2 separate regions of the Homo sapiens genome follow, and region 2 is linked to region 1. The links are chromatin loops, found by intact Hi-C in ENCODE. Cell type or tissue: heart right ventricle. All regions are shown on one strand.

Region 1 (8,000 bases):
ATTTTTGTTGGCAGCCACATTTCCCAGGGCTTGGGGTCACCTCCTTTTGGCCAATCTGGTTTGGGGTCACTGGGGACAGTTTCAGTATGGTGATGGTGACTTCTGCGGCCTGTCCGCCTAGTCCTTGCCAAATACTGAGTGGCTGCCCCAATGCAGCTGAGTCACAGCAGGGGCTCGCCCGCGTGCCAGCCTGTGAACACCCATTTGCCAGCACACACGCAGTTTAGCCTGGTGCAGGGGGCACCCAAACCCACGCAAATTCTGCCCCTGCCCTCCGCCACAGCCCCCATGAAGCCACCTTCAGGAGCCCCTCCGCCCCCCACCTCCCTGTACCCGGCTGGCCTGGGCTGCCCTCCAGGCCTCCTGTGAGTGGACCCTGGTGGTCCCAGGCTGCGGGCTGGTGGGCCTGGCCGAGGCACAATGTCTGCCTTCACACCGAGGGCCGGGGTGGGGGCCCGGAGGTCCAGCCTATTGATGGAGCGGCCACCGAGCCCTGCGCCACATGTTCCTGTTTTCCTAATAAGTCCCCAGTTGTGAGTGGGGAGGAGGCGGGGAGGCCCCGGGGCAGCCCAGAAATAATCACATGATTGTGAAACACAAGAATCCTAGAAAGGGTATCTCCGAGCGCCTCTATCTCACCCTCCCTCCTCCTCCTCCTCCTCCTTCCCTCGCTGGCTGCACTAGCTCTGAGGTAATTGTAGACAACCCAACCAGCTTCCAGGGTGAGGGAAGGCATCTCAGGGCTGGCAGTGTCGGCTGGGCTGGTGGGGAGCGGTGCCCACGTCGCTGGGCCCTGGGGGAGCGAGGCCTGCGCGCCTGCCGGGGAGCAGGCTTCAGTGGACCCGGCGCATTTGCTAAAATCGAAACTTGGCTGGCTTGCTGGGGCCGCTGTGGGGGTATTGAGGCTCCTCTGTGTTTTTTTCCAGCGTGGGGAGGGCCTGCAGGGGGCCCCGGGCCTCCCTCCCCCGTGCTGAGGATCAGCATGCTGGACTGGGCTGGGCAGGTGCCCGCTGCTCCGGGAAGCCTCTATTTATAATCTGTGTTTTTTTGTTTTTTAAAAAAATTCCTCCTCTTCGCCATCACCCTGCAGAAGAAGGCTGAAGCTGCACATCGGATTCTGGAAGGCCTGGGGCCCCAGGTGGAGCTGGTGAGCTGGGGTACAGGGTCAGGGGCTCAGGGGAGGGCGGGGGTGGCTGGAGAGGTGGGCAGGGAGGCGGGAGGGTGCGGCGGAGGAGGAAGTCATCTATTACCAAGCGCTGCCCAGGCGGCGTCCGCGGAGGAAGCAGGAAACCCACCTTCCTGATGAGAGGACGGCAGATAGCGGGTGGGCGGGCCTGGCTGGGCTGGGTGGGGGTGGGGAGTCTTGGCAGCGAGCGCCTCCGGGGCCACCTGCGCACTCCTGTGCATACCGTGAAGCCCGGCCGCTCGGGCTGTGAGGAGAGTCACACATCCGTAGGCCGGTGCGCTTGCTCCAGCTGAGCGCGGAGAGCCGGTTCTCTGGGTCACACAATCTCGGTCCACTCCCAGGTGCACCGCTTCATGGCGGTGTGACCCTGAGCGGGTCTGTTACCCTCCCTGTGCTTCAGTTTCCTCATCTGTAAAATGGGAATCCTAACAGCACCTATTCCACTGGATTACAGTGAGGAGGAGCTGTGTTAATATTTTTCCAACATCGGGTGCCGCGCCTGCCTTGTAAACAGTAAGTGCTGGGCATTAGCTATGATGATGATGATGATGATGATGGCGATGATGGCGATGATGGCTGTCACTAGTGTCCTTTTGCTGCGGAAAGATGCCATGTCAGCAGCAGAGCTGGAAAGCAGGCCCCAGGCCTCCTGGAGTCCCTGGGCTGAGGATGGGTGGATGCAGAAGCCCTAGCCCCCAGAGAATGGGCCGCAGCCCCTGCCTGCCCCACAGCCATCTGTGCCCACTGAGCTGGTCAGCATGGATGGCCGTGGTGGGCACTGAAGGTATATGCTACCCACATGTGTGCCGGATGAGGGAGAGTCTCTGTGTGCATGGTGGGCTAGGGTGTGCGTGTGAGTGCGCCCAGGGTGCAGATAAAGGCTTATGCCTTCGCCATGTGTAGTGGCTCATACCTGTAATCCCAGTGCTATGGGAGGCCAAGGCAGGAGGATTGCATGAAGCCAGGAATTTGAGATCAGCCTGGGCAAGATAGCAAGACCTTGTCTCTGCAAAAAATTAAAAAATTCACCAGGTGTGGTGATGCACGCCTTTCGTCCCAGCTACTTGGGAGGCTGAGGCAGGAGGATCGCTTGAGCCCTGGAGTTCAAGGCTGCGGTGAGCTATGATCACACCACTGCACTCCAGCCTGGGCAGTAGAGTGAGACCCTGCCTCATAAAAAAACGAAACAGAAGTCTGACACCTTCAGAGCCTCAATCTAAACTCAGCTCCACTGCATGTTTGCCAAGTGGCCTTAGGAAAGGGGCTGACCTCCCAGTACCACAGTGCTCTCTCATCTGGGACAGGCGGAGGCTCTAGGGCCTCCTTCCAGGGTCTTCCCAGGGTTAAAGGCAGTGCTGCCTGTTAAAGGCTCACCTAGTGCAGCTCCTGGTCCCTACGAAGCGCTCAGTAGTTGTGAACAATTTGGTGATGAGCTGCTCCCCCTGAAGTTTCTGCAGGCTGCTCAGTTTTGCAGTGAGAGCTCCCCAAAGCCCGGGGTCCGTCTTTTGAGGCCACTCAGGAACTACAAGCCCCGGGCTCCCAGGCCCACTCAGAAGGCAGAAGCAGGGAGGAGATGGCAAGGGCTCCTCCAGCTCAGAAGCAGGGCCCAGCTGCCCACCTGGCTGGACTCAGGAACCTCGCTGGGCTCCCCCACCCCTTCAGGGCTCTGCCCCCTCCAGGCACATCCTCGGGCCTGGGCGATCTGGGTGGTGAGCTCTGGCCTAGGGTCGTGCTTCTCTCAGTGGAAGTGATATCTGGGGAAGTTTTCAGCAGCAGCAGCTGCTGCTTGCTTGTTTTTTTGTTTTGTAAACAGCTTTATTGAGGTACAATTCACACGCATGCCATTCACTCAAAGTGTCCAGTTCAGTGGGTTTTAGTGTATTCACAGATGTGTGCAACTGTCACCACGGTCAATTTTAGAACATTCCATCATCTCAAAAAGAAACCCTTCTGTCTCTATGGATTTGCCTATTCTGGACATTTCCTATAAATGGAATCTTGCAATATGTGGTCCTTTGTGTCTGGTTTCTCTCACTCAGCATCATGTTTTCGAGGTTCATCCGTGTCGAGCGTGGGTCGGTCCTTCGTTCCTTTTTGTGGCTGAATCATATTTCACTGTAGGGGTAGGTCACGTGTTGTTTACCCACTCATCAGTCGGTGGACGTGAGATTGTTTGCATATTTGGGGTATTGTGAATAAAGTTGCTGTGAACATTAGTGTGCCGTTTCCATGTGAACGTACGTCTTCATTTCTCCTGGGTGTGTACCTAGGCGTGGAATTGCTAGATCCTCTGTTAACCCTGTTTAGCCCCTTGAGGAACTGCCCAACTGTTTTCCAAAGTGGCCGAAAAGTGGCCGTACCATTTTACATCTCCACCAGTAAGCTGCCTCTTGCCTCGGTTTCTCCTTTTCTGCCAAATAGGGATGGCAGGGTTGGATGAAGTTCCCAAGCATTTCCAGATTTCCGGGTCCTCCCGCTCCCGTTTCCTGATTGGTCCCCGGGGGCCTCCTGGGGGAAAGGGCCTGTGTCTTAGGGCCCGAGGAACACAGGCGAGGAAGCCCCTGTCCGTGGGAGTCTGTGGGCAGATGGGGGTGGGCAGCTGCTGGTGTCAGAAGCTTTGGAACCAGGGACCCCACAGTGAGTCTTCTCTGGTTCTTTGGAGACAAGGGGACGGGGTTGTCTTCCACTTGGGGATCTCAGAGCAGAGGCTTCCACAAGGCTGATGGCACAGGAGGCTAAGATCTAGTGTTTGGACTCTTGAAGGCCCCTGGCTTGGTGCCAGTCAGTGGGGACAGGGAGGACGCCTCACAGAGCTGTTGCCGTCCCATTTTCTGGATGAGGCTCAGTGAGAGGAGTGCCTTGTGCCGGGCCACACAGCAAGAGATGAGGCGTGGAGGTGTGCTGAGCCCCTGGGAGAGCGGCCGGCCAGTTCTGCACAGATCTGCCAGGCCCGAGTGGCCACAGGCATCCTCCAAGCAGAGGCAGCTGCATGGTGCACCCTCTGCAGGGTCCTGTCTACCAACTGGGTGCCAGAAGCCCGGGCCAGGGACGGCCTGAGGTGCTGTGGGTCACAGAGTCCAGTTCCCAGGGTGTCTTCCATCAGAAGCTGCAGTTCCAACGCCCCTCCCCTCGGCAGGGACGGATCCCTGTGGCCTTCCTGGAGGAATTTGCATTGGAAAGGATGAAAATAGCACCAGAGGTGCTAACCAGGGGTCGGGGGCACTGAGATGGTGGGGCACGGCCCCTCCAGCCCAGCTGTGGGGACTGGACCAGGCTGGGAGCGGGCGCAGTGGTGGAGGGCGTGCCCAGCAGCCCCGACCTCTCTGCCGCTTTGAGTCATTGCTTCCTTCCTGTTCCAAGGCGTTATTTTAAGAAGCTGGTGTCACCAGCGGGTTGAGGGCTGGGGCTGTCACTTCATTTATTGCCAGCTCAGGCCGCCTGGGACTCTGGCTCTTCCTGGTGGCCCTGCTGGCTGGCTCAAAGCCCGAGGGGGGCCGCCTCCTCCCTGGCCCCTGCTGGCTTTCTTAGTCACCACCATGCCTCATCTCTGCCTGCGCCCTGCGTCTGGCACCTGCTCCCCTTTGCCCTCTTTCTGCCCTCTGAGTGGCTGTGCCTCTGATTTTAGAGGAGACGGAGGCTGAGCAAGAGAGAGCTGGACCTTGGGGCCTCCTGGGTGCCGCCCCTACCACCCCAGGCTCCACACGCATCTAGGCCTCGATTCCCTCACTGGCGTGAGTCCCCCCAGGGGTCATTTCTCCCGGGAGGATAAGGCCTGGGGGTGAGGGACAGGGGCCAGCCATGCCCCCCAGCCTGTGTGGCTGTGGAGGTGCCTCATGGCCCCATGTGGGGACCCCGGCTAGCCTGGGCTGGGAGCCGCCAGGCCTTTGTGCAGCCCTCTCTGCAGAGGATGAGGGGGATGTTGGGGAGTCCCCTCGGGCCCTGCGTCCCCTCAGCAATGCACCTGCCAGGACATGTCACTGTCCCTCCCTCCCCCCACTCCCTTCTGGGCTTTCCAAGATGGCTGTCCTCAGCCTGTTGCCATGGCGGTGCACGGCATTCCAGGCAGCTCTGGGCCCAGAGCCTCCCCTGGGCTCCTGGGGTTCAGGGGCCTCGGGGAGTGGCTGGTGAGTGCCTCCCAGGGGGGCAGTTCCTGTTTAGAGGCCGCAGCACCCCACAGTATCCTCAGTCCTTCGGGGCCTTCGCCTTGTGGGCCCCTCACCGATGGCCGCCTTGAGAAGCAGGGGCTGTGTCCCTATCTACAGGGCAGGGGAGGAGGCCACCAAGTGGAAGTGGCCTTCCTCCCCTGTGGCTTTGGTGGGTTGGAGGCTGACCGGGCTCTTGCTGCCCCCGGGAGCCGGTCCTGCATTTCTGCACCCGCCCTGTGCCGCAGAAGCACTGTCCCCTCTGCCCACCTCGCCCTCCCAGGGCTGCGTGCTGTGGGCTTCCAGCCCCTTTCTGGCCCCCTTCGGCTGTTTGCTATCTTTAAAACCAAAACAAGACAAACACCAAATTTCACCAAGTCTGAAATTTTCTGGGCTATCCAAAATTTCCGTGAAGTAGGTCCTCTTTGACCTACACCCATATTCCAGATGAGGAAACCGAGGCTGGAGTGTTGAGGGCACTTGTCCAAGCTCACAGCTAGTGAGGGAGGAGGCACCATTTAAATTGGGGCCTATCTGTTTCCAAAACCCGAACCTTTAAGTGATGTCCGCTTGCACCTGGCCTGCATTTGATTGGCATGTGGGGAACATAAAGGAGCCAGTGTGGTTGCCCGGGTTACAGCATGGGCATCTTCACAGGGCCCCTTGCCATTCCTGAGACGAGGATTCGCACCCTCTGCAGGGATGCTGCACTGCACCCCTTCCCTCCACTGGGAAGTTCTGCAGTGAGTCTGACCGTGGGCTCTCTTGTTCCTCTGCCCACTTCTCCCTCTTGTTCAAACTTCCAGGGTCAGGGTGGGGAAACTGCCCTCTGTTCAGGGCTGAGAACCTTGGGAGGGGAGCCTGACCCGGCACGGGGAGAAATGGCCCATGGCAGCTGCAGGATGACATCTCTGTCCCCAGGAGAGTAGCTGAGCAGGAGCCTGGAATTGCCCGAGCCCAGTGGTGAATTCTCTAGGAGGGGATCTGGGGCTACAGGGGGAAAGGCGACATTGTCACCAGCCGAGACTGTCTGTGAGGCTCTGTAGAGCTGCAGAGGCCCTTCCCTGGGGATGGGTGGGCGGGGGTCTGGGTGGCCCACTCTGCCGGCGTCATCAGGAGGTGTGTTCAGCTCTATCCCCAGGGAAGAGACTTGTGTGTCCCTTCTGTCGCTGCAGCCCTGCCCTGAGGCTGCAGGACTCCACGTCTCCATCCTTCCCTGTTCCATCTGATCACTCACACTCTGTACCTGATCTTCCCACCATAGTCACCCATGGCCACCCTGGGAGGCTCCTGCTGTGTGCATGGGTGTGTGAGAGGGAGAGGGACAGGAAGAGAGGGAGACAGACAGACAGAAAGACATACACACACACACACAGAGACTCAGGCAGAGAGGGGAGCAGACTCCTTCCTCCAGCGCTGGGGCTGAGAGGCGGGCTGTCATTCAGGCTCATCTCTTACCAGCTGTGGGCAAATGTTGTAACCTCTTAAGGACTCAATTTTTCTTTCTGTACAGTGGGGGATGATTGTATCAGTTACCCGGTATGGTTACATGGCTACTGCTGGGGAACAAAGCAGCCCCACATTTAGAGGCTTGAAGCAGCAACTGTTCACTGTTTCTCACCTGTCTGGAAGGCAGCTGAGCATTTCTGCTGGTGTGGGCTCAGCTCTTGCACCTCCGTGGCCAGCGAGGGAGTCGGGGGGCCGGCGTTGTAGATCAGCCCAGGCTGGGTTGCACCACGCTGCTCCTTGCCTCTCTGCCCGCTTCCTGCAGGCCAGGCTAGGCTCATTCTCTTGACAGAAACAGCAGAAATGCGAACTCGCATCTTCAAGCCTCTGCTTTTGCTAAGTGTGCAGCAATTCCACTGGCCACAGCAAGGTCATGGGTGGTTACAGGGAGGCGTGAAAGGTGGGTGCCATTAGCACAGCCACTGCTCCCTGATGGCGGCAATGTGACTGGCACCTCTGGGCACTTCAGCCTGCAGGTACCAGCCTGAGAGCTTAGCATGCACTGTCTCGTTTGATCTTCACAAAATCCTATGAGTTTAACCCCATTTTATAGATGAGGAGAAATGGAGGCACAGATGGAATAAGTAACTTCCCAGGGAGACCCAGCTAGAAAGTATCAGAACCGGGACTTGAACCTAGGCTGTGCCCTTGGTTGCTAAGCAAGGTTCTTCCATCTGGGAGGGGACACGTGGCAGCTGGCTTGGTCCCTGCACCATCACAGATGCTGCCGTGCTTTCTGCGTCTCCTGGTACGCTCTTTGAAGCCCTGTGCTTGCTACATGTGGGCCCTGCCTCCCTTTCTCACTGCTGTGTGGGATTTGTGGTGTAACCGAGTCCTGGTCTCCTTAGCTGCTCTTCTGGTGGTGGACGGCTAGCTTGCTTCTCACTGGCCGCTGTGAGCAGTGCGTTAGGAACATCCTAGCGCCCGTCTCCTGGTGGAGCACAGTAGGCAACTGCAGGAGCATGGGGGTCGGAAGCGGGGGCGTCGGTGTTCGTTACCAGGTAGTGGCTGTTGTCTCTCTGGGGGATGTGTGCCCATACACCATGCTCCCACCAGCTATGTGCCAGCCTTCCTGTCACCCCAGACCTCACCAACACTTGGCATTCAACGTTTTTGTCTTTTGCTGGTCAGTGGGGGTGGAGTGGTATCTTGCAGCGTTGGGACGC
Region 2 (8,000 bases), 110 kb before region 1:
CCTCAGCTCCTGGGGTTTGACTCTGACCTTTGCCACTTTCCTGGCAGTGTGACCCTGGACAGATGCTTAACTTCTCTGTGCCTGTCAGGTTTCCCATCTGCAAAATGAGGGTCAAAATGGTACTGAGTTCACAGAGTGGTTGTGAGAGCTGACCGTCCGGCCATAAGAATCCCTTGGTACTTGTATGTGTTACTATGACTACTGTGTCGGTATTATTATTCCTGGGTTCTAAGATTGGGCCTTTAATCCAACGTGGTCTGGAAGCCCTGTGAAAAGGGGCCACCTTACCTTTGGCTGGGGGTGGACAGTGGGGGGATCTGGGGGAGGGAGGGGGCCTTTTCCCACTCCCCTCTGCTTGTCCGGAGAGGATGGAGAAGGGCAGGTGCCCCCGCCCATTGAACAGATGCAAAGACTGAGTCAGGCCCAGCAGAGCAATGAAGGGGGGGTGGAGCCAGCGGTGACTGGCGAGTCGGCAGCGCGGCTGCCAGGGCATCCCGGGCTCTGTCTGGCTTCCCTGAGCCGCCTGCCGTGTCCCTGCTTGGAAATTCACTGCTGCCACCGCCAGCGGGTGCCGGGGGAGTCTGTGGTGCCGGTGCCCAGACATGGGGGCGGGAGCGCAGCAGGCCCCAGCCCTGGCCTCTTCCCACTGAGCTATTTACGCTGCTGGGGATCAATACTATTGATAAATCCATGTAAATGGTAATGTGGCTGTCAGGCCCTGGTGAGGGATGGAGACCCCTCCTGGGGCTGCGCTCTCCCCCTCCCCCTCTCGGAGAGGGTTTGGTTATGTGGGAAGGATTTATTTGGCATAATCTGTTCTTTTTCCCCAATTAATAATACTCATGCCACCTCCTAAAGATTTCCCAGAGCTCTGCAAACACGAATTTACTGCATGGAAGCCCTGGGCTGGGGACGGCTTGATTGTTCTCGGGGCCTGGGGGTGGGGGGCAGGGGGCGCTGGCAGCGCAGACACCCACCGAGGGAGTTGGAAGCTAGCCCCAGGAGTCCTGGCCCCCAGCGTCTGCCATTCATGCTGGATGTGGAGGCTGCCTGGCCCCGTTTCCCCCTGGCTGAGAGGGGGCGCATTCATAGTTCTGTGTTCCCAACCCCCATCTGAGAGTGTGGGTGGAGAAGTTGGTGCTTCACTCGGAGATGGGAGGCGGGGGTGGTACCTACGCAGAACCCAGCCGGAGGGTTCTCCTGGGGTCCTGTCTGTGGGAAGGGAGATTTTAAGGCAGAGGAGACAGGCTCTCAGCCCCTCCTCCTGCCGCTGTCTGAACTGAAAAGCCCCACAAATGCTGCCTCTGACCGTGGGCCGGGGGTGGGGGTGGGGGTGGGGTGGCGGGGGTTGAGAGCTTTTATTTGTGTGTGTGTGTTTTCCCTTCCCTGTTTCCTCTTCACATCTCAAACGCTAAACAGCAGCCTCCCCAGGTGACACTTTTGAGACTGGGGAACTGCCGGTGGGAGCTGGTAACTCCTGCCTGAGGTGCCCAGGGGAGGGGCAAGGAGGGCCCCAAGCTTGAGCTGCTGCCTGGGGAGAGCCAGGTTTTTTAGGCCCAGGCCAAGGGTGACAGAAGGTCTGTGTCCCTAGGTGGGTGCGTGTGGTCCCCAGGGAAGTGATGCTTGGGAAAGGCCAGCTGGGCATCTTTTGAGGGAGCTTGGAGCCAGGGAACTGACTTTACAACCCATCCGGCGAACTCTCAGCCTCCATGTTGGAAAAGGCTGTGGATCATACGCTAGTAATAAGAACCAACACCTACTGTGTGCCAGGAACCGTGCTCTACGCAAATCTGCTTGTTTACTCTTCATAACTCCTCTATGAGTTGGTGCTTTTATTATCTTATTTTATAGATGGTGAACTTGAGGCACAGAGAGGTTAAGTAACTTGCCCAAGGTCACACAGCTTGGATGTGGAACTACGAATTAAGACCTGGGATTATTCACGGTCGTGTTAGTGCAGCAGGAATTTACTGCAGACCTGCTTTGCAAAGCTGCCGTAGAGGATATGAAGAAAGAAATGATGTTTCTTCTTTGAGCAGCACCTACGGATCTTTGCCCCAGGTGGGGCAGGAGACTGAGAACTCGTTCTCCCCAGGGTTTGGGGAGAAGGATAGGGCCTGGCATTTCTTTGAGGTCTCATTTTATCTGAAACATTCATGCAAATTTGGCATTCGCCTTGGCGACACTGCTGTGTTTGTTTTGAAATGAAAACATGGTTTTGAATTATTTAGCATGGTGCTCCAGAAAGCTGCAGCGGCAGAGTTCTGTGGCCTGGAGTGCCCATAGGCTGGGCGCGTTGCCCTCGGGTACTGTGTAGCCGGAGGGCTTCTGCTCAGTGAGGCCCTGGGGCAGATGGCGGCTTCATTCCCATTTTACAGATGAGGGCACAGGTCCAGGCTCGCCTGAGGTTGCACAGCGGAGGGACCTGTGCTTATGATGAATGAACTTAGCATCATTGTTATTATCATGTCTATTTTGGAGCAGAGTGAGGCTTCTGAGCCTGGACACTTCCACACTGCCCTGCCCACTTGGCTCCAGCTAGCCTTGAGGAAGGAGCTTTTGGTTTATAAATCTAGAAAGAATTGTCCTAACCAGATATTAGAGGACAATCTCGGAGTGTTTCATCTGCCATCCCCAAGAGAGCCGCTGATTTAGCATTGGAAGTTCCAGCTTGGCCATTTACAAGCAGTGGGCCCAGGTGAGTGCCCCTTGCTCTCAGGGTTTGGGTGCCCTCATCTGCAAAATGGGCACATTGCCGGCCACCTGTGCCATATTGGAGAGCCTTTAGGGGCAAAGGGCATGAATATTGGGTTTGCTGTTCAGCTCTGCAGCTTCAAGCTGTGAATGAGTTACTTACCTATTGTGAGCCTCAGTTTGCTCATCTCTAAAATGGGGGTGCTGCTGCTGCTTCTGACTTTATGGTTGTGAGATATAATGAGCTCCTGTGTGTCGCAGGACACACAGGAGCTGCAGTTTCCATTTTGGCTTATCCTGTTGGAGAGCAAAGACTTCACTATAGAATTCCTTGTGTAAACCCGGGTCCTCACCTACAGGCTGCTCGGATATCAACCATTCCTCCCTCTTAAAAGCTGCTGGGAAAGATCCTCTGATGGACCTGTCTCTTTTCCAGAGCCCCAGGCTTCGGCTTGTTGCCCTTTGGAGACGGTGGGCTCCTTTCCCGTTGGTCGTTGGTGTTTCACAAATGTGCTCAGCTCCCTGCCTCTGCCCTTGACGGTTGAGGTTTTCCATTAGTCTTTAATCACTTAGTGTCTGTCAGGCACTTGGAGTGCTTGGAGGTCATGGGCAGCCCGGAGAGTGGGCGAAGGCTGTGGGGAGGACGGGGTGGGGGAGGCCCCCTGGGGGAGGGCTGAGCTTCCCCTCTGCTCCTGGTCTCTGAAAAAAGGAGCAGGGTTTGAATCGTGCTTCCATTTGTTAAGAACTTGAGTGAAGCCTCTGACCTTCTGGCCTTGGTTTCTTGATTCTTAAAAGGGAGGGAAAGAAAATAATGCCCGCCTTAGAGGGTAGCCTGAGACGGGCTGTCTGGGAACTCCTGCGGTGATGGGAGATGATACGGCTGCGCTGTCCCGTGCTTTAGCCACTAGGTGCCTGTCACTCGGGAGCACTTGAAAAGTGGGTCCCTGCCACTGAGCAGCTGAACTGGTCATTTTATTTAATTTTAATTTACTTAAATTTAAACAGCCACCTGTGGCTGTGGCTAATGGCTACTTAACCCGAGGGCACAGGGTTGGGTGATGAAGTCATATTCTGTGTTTCGGAGCAGGGCCTGGGCTCTTGGTATCTGATTCCTTCCCCAATGCCCCACCTGCACCCCAACTTTTTTTCTGAGGTAGGGTCTTGCTCTGTCACCAAGGCTGGAGTGCAGTGGTACCATCACAGCTCATTACAGCCATGAACTCCTGGGCTCAAATTAACCTCCCGCCTCAGCCTCCCAAATAGCTGAGACGACAGGTGTACACCACCATGACTGGCTAATTTTAAAATTTTTTGTAGAGATGGAGTCTCTCTATGTTGCCCAGGCTGCTCTTGAACTCCTGGGCTCAAGTGATCCTCCCGCCTCAGCCTCCCAAAGCACTGTGATTCTAGGCGTGAGCCACTGCGTCTGGCCTGATTTTTTTCCCTTTTCATGCGTGTTTTCTCTGCGTGGTGCCATCCTGGAGGGTCTTCCCCTTTCAGTGGTCCTTTTTCCCAAACCTAGCCTGGTGTGCCCTCTGGGCTGGTCCGTTCTCCCTGCCGTCTGTCTCCCTCCTCTTCCCACATCTCACTCTTTCTTCCCCCACTTCCTCTCCCACCGGCCTCTGGGGTAGCGCTGTCCAATAGAACTTTCTGCATTGGTGAGAATGTTCTAGATATGCCAGTACCATAACTAACAGCCACGTGGGGCATTGGGTATTAAAACTGCCCAAAGCTGTTGGGGGAGTCTCCTTCCATTCTGGCCCTCCTGGTTTCTGTTCCCCAAGGCAGTCACGGCTTGAAGTGAGGCCAGTGCCACAACCGGGGGATGAAATTTTAGTTTTTACTTTTAATAAATTTGAGTAGCCACTTGTGGCTGGTGGCCACTGACCCTACGGGGCAGTGCAGCCATAGTGACTCCTACTATACGGAGCCGTCTTCCCACATCCTTCCTTAGCTGTCACTTCTCCTGGAGCAGGAGACAGCTCCAGGTCCCTGCGAAGTGTGGGCAGTTCTTACCTCCTGGGGCTGAGCTCATGTGGAAAAACCTTTGTGCAGGTTCATGGGGGCTGACCCAGCCGGACCCGGAGGAATCCTAGGTTAGCACCCTTGCTGGTATCTGTCTGCACAAGCAGATACCTGCAAAAGACACCTATCTGCTTTCTCTAAGTGGGATCATACTTATTTTGTTATGATATGACTTAATACATCATGGACTTCTTTGATGAACATTTTTGGGGATAATGTTGCTTTTTATACTTCTTGGGGAGAATGTAGAAAAACAAAAAGTAATGCATTCAAAACTCTGCCAGTTGCTTTGGGCTTTATAAAAGCTTATTTTTTAAATGAAAGAAAATGCATTGACTTGTAAAAAAGAAAATTAACACATTGCGTAAAAGTCTCCCTCGGTTCCTGGCCTCCCAGTTTCTGTTCCCCGAGGCAGTCACAGCTTCCCGCGCCTGAGTTTCCTCCGAGATGCTCTTGGCATATGTCGGCCTTAAATGGACTGTATGTGTGCGTTCCCTTTAAAAACAAACATGCAAGTGGTATCACGCCATATATTCAGGTTTGATTTTCGCCGTCATAGTCACATCCTACGTGATAATATGTTTCGGAGCCGATTGTGGAACGTAGAAAGCAAGAGTTGGCAAACTATGGCCCTTGGGCCAAATCCGGCCAGCCCACCACCTGTTTCTGTATGGTGCACAAGCTGAGAATGGTTTCTCCATTTTTTAATGGTTGAAAAAAATCGAAAGAAGAATAATATTTTATGACATGTGAAATCATATGAAATGCAAATTTCGGTGTCCATAAATAAAGTTTTGTTGGAATGCAGCCACGCTCACTCATTTACATGTTGTCTGTGGCTGCTTTTGGGTACAGCGTTTGCAAAGTTGAGTAGTTGTGACAGAGGCTGGAAGGCCTACAGAACCTAAAATATTTACTCTCTGGCCCTTTGCAGAAGATATTTGCCGATCCCTAATATACTACCTCACTGTTTTGAACCTCAGTGTAGCCTTGCACGGTTTCCCTGTTGAGGAAACTGTGGCCCAGAGAGGGGTGTGAGTTTGAAGGTCATTCCAGGTAGGCCCTAAAACCCCTCCTTCTAGCCTGGGCTCCTGTTCTTGCTGAGTTACGCTGATGCTCATGGTTATAATTTGCTGTTGTAGAATGCAGTAGGAAAGAGGGGATGGTTAAGGCAGCAAGCACTTGGCCTGATTTTTGGCACAATTTTTTGGCCTCTTAATTGGTGACTTTAGAGTGGTATATAGTTGCTGTAGCACCTACTCTGTGGCACTGCGTCGTTTTCACAATTTTCCAAAGCCGTAATCCATCTTGTTTCCCTCTTTGCTTTGGCTACTAGGAAGCTCAGAGCCAAATTTTGCAGCCTGCTTTCTGCAATCACTGGTTTATGTTTTGGCTTTATCTACTTCATCCTGATTTTGGATTTGTTTGTCTCTCATTTTTTTTCCCTTTGCCCTGAGCTTGCTCTCTGATTTTTATCTTACCTTACACATTCCTGAGAGTTGTCTCAGTTCTTGAGGGGCAGAATGGATCAGGCAGGAGCCGAGCAAAGGAAAACACTTGTTGCAAGATGCTTTCATGCACCATCCCCTGCACCAGCATTCCATAGGAGGAAACCAGAGGCTGGCCCTGTGGAGTGTCTTAACCAAGGTCAGACCCTGGGTGAGAACTGAGCACGGTTTTGGGGTCCGACTTGGGAAGATGACGGTGAGTGACTTGGATGGTGAAAGATGTCCCATTTGAGAACCGGATGGGGCCCTCGAGAACTGCTTGGCCTGAGGGAATGCCCTGGAGGTGGGGGGCTCAGCACTGTGGTACCCGGAGACCTCGGGATTGTTTTGGAGGCAATATTGCAAGTGCGTCTGAAGCCAAGGGACCTCTGGGCCATCTGGTTCCAACCTGGACTTGTGGCTGATGCTTCAGGTCCCCTGCTTCTCCTGCTGGCCTTTCTTTGCATCTGGAAAGGAAGTGGGGGGAAAGGTAAGTCAAAGGGTGGGCTGTTGGAGGTGGAATTGGACCAGACCCGGGTGACCAGTCACCACTGGCCTGCATGTGTCTGTGCGTATGTGCCTGCAGGCCGGGTGGCTCCTGGGGGTCAGTCTTTTCTGGGGTCCGGAGGCCCTCTCCGCCTCTTGTCTCCCAGGGTTCACTTGGTTTTCCGTGGCCTATATTTGCATTTTAGGGCTGATGAGTGGATCTGGGGGGACCCACAGGTCTGAGTGACATGGCCTTGGGCAATAATAAAGGCTCCACGCGGAGTTCCTCAGTTTCCCTGGCGGTGAAATGGGGTGATGAGTGACACGTGGCTCACAGGCTGTGAAGTGAAGGGCATTCAGGGGCCCGTTGGGGTGCAATTGTCCCTGCAGACCGTGTCGTAGCCCCTCTCCCTCCTGACTGTGACTCGTGGGCCCACGGCACTGACCCCAGGGTCAGGGAGGTGGACCCAGCAGTCTCCTTGCCATTGCTCAGGGATGTCCCAAAGGGACCTCGGATCCCACCTATGCAAAAGTGGATCATTGACCCCCGCATCCCCCAGGCCCCTGTTCTGGGCGTCCTTCTGGAGTGAGAGACGTGGTCCCAGCCACCTCTCGATGGCCCACCTGGGACTGCAGCCGCCTCCTGCCTGCTCTCTGGCTGTCATCCTGTACCCACAGTCCCCTCTCTGCAGGCAGCCCAGTGGAGCCACAGCAGCTAGAGTGACTTGACCTCATCAGCCTGCAGGGCTTCCCACCATTTCTTGAACAAAAATCAGAATCCTTCTTACAGCCAAGGAGGCCTGCACGCCCCCCATCTGCCCACCTGTGGCCTCCCCTTGGCTCGCTCCCCACAATTCTGTGGTGGGGCTGGGGAGACCTTGGGCCAGGTCTGGAGGGGGGGTGGGTGGGAGAGTTGATTTTTCTTTGTGACCCAGGGGATCTGTCTGGGGATGCTCTGAAGTCGTTAGTCCCAGAGGCCCAGACCCACAGGGGAGGGCCTCGAAGGACTCTGTTTGTCCTCACATTGAACTCTGCGGTACCTGCTGAGACCATCAGGGAGCATGGGCCCCAGTGTGGCTATAGTGTCTCGGTGACCATGGGAACCTGCCTGGTGCCAGCCCTGCTCCTGAAGCTAAAGAGGAGAGCCTGCCGGGTGGGGTTGGGGCCGGATGCAGCTCCAGGCCCTGGCCTGGGCTTTTCCCTAGGCTGGGCCAGGCCTGTCAGCATGGGGGCCTGCAGGGGATGTCGCCCTCTGGAGCCTGGCAGGAGTCAGGGGGCCTTTCCTGGGTCCTGGGGGCTTGGCCAGGT

What was found. A loop is a pair of places that touch in the nucleus more often than their neighbours do. Peaks named below come from ENCODE experiments on the same cell type or tissue, not always from the same donor. Only the 100,000 strongest peaks of a DNase experiment are listed, where the experiment ranks them.
Region 2: a loop joins it to region 1, with 2.9 times the contacts of the local background. A loop is called at or near these places in 30 of 110 quality-filtered maps.

The regions. Positions count from the first base shown.
Region 1 is chr12:124,450,253-124,458,252 of GRCh38, reverse strand. It overlaps NCOR2 (nuclear receptor corepressor 2), which reads left to right. Exons shown (of 49, transcript NM_006312.6): 8 at 1,091-1,147. Among named protein-coding and RNA genes, the nearest start is that of NCOR2, 110 kb to the left of the region's middle. RefSeq lists silencers at 1,167-1,226, 1,257-1,386 and enhancers at 4,994-5,053, 4,453-5,291. In heart right ventricle, a CTCF peak has its summit at 4,712 (motif pointing left); DNase peaks (open chromatin) are centred at 132, 612, 4,202, 4,602 and 1 weaker place; H3K4me3 peaks cover 2,815 bases; H3K27ac peaks cover 5,235 bases.
Region 2 is chr12:124,557,860-124,565,859 of GRCh38, reverse strand. The region is part of intron 1 of NCOR2 (nuclear receptor corepressor 2); the gene reads left to right. Among named protein-coding and RNA genes, the nearest start is that of NCOR2, 5.8 kb to the left of the region's middle. RefSeq lists a silencer at 5,003-5,297 and an enhancer at 7,126-7,885. In heart right ventricle, no CTCF peak of the experiment used is centred here; no DNase peak of the experiment used is centred here; H3K4me3 peaks cover 587 bases; H3K27ac peaks cover 1,663 bases.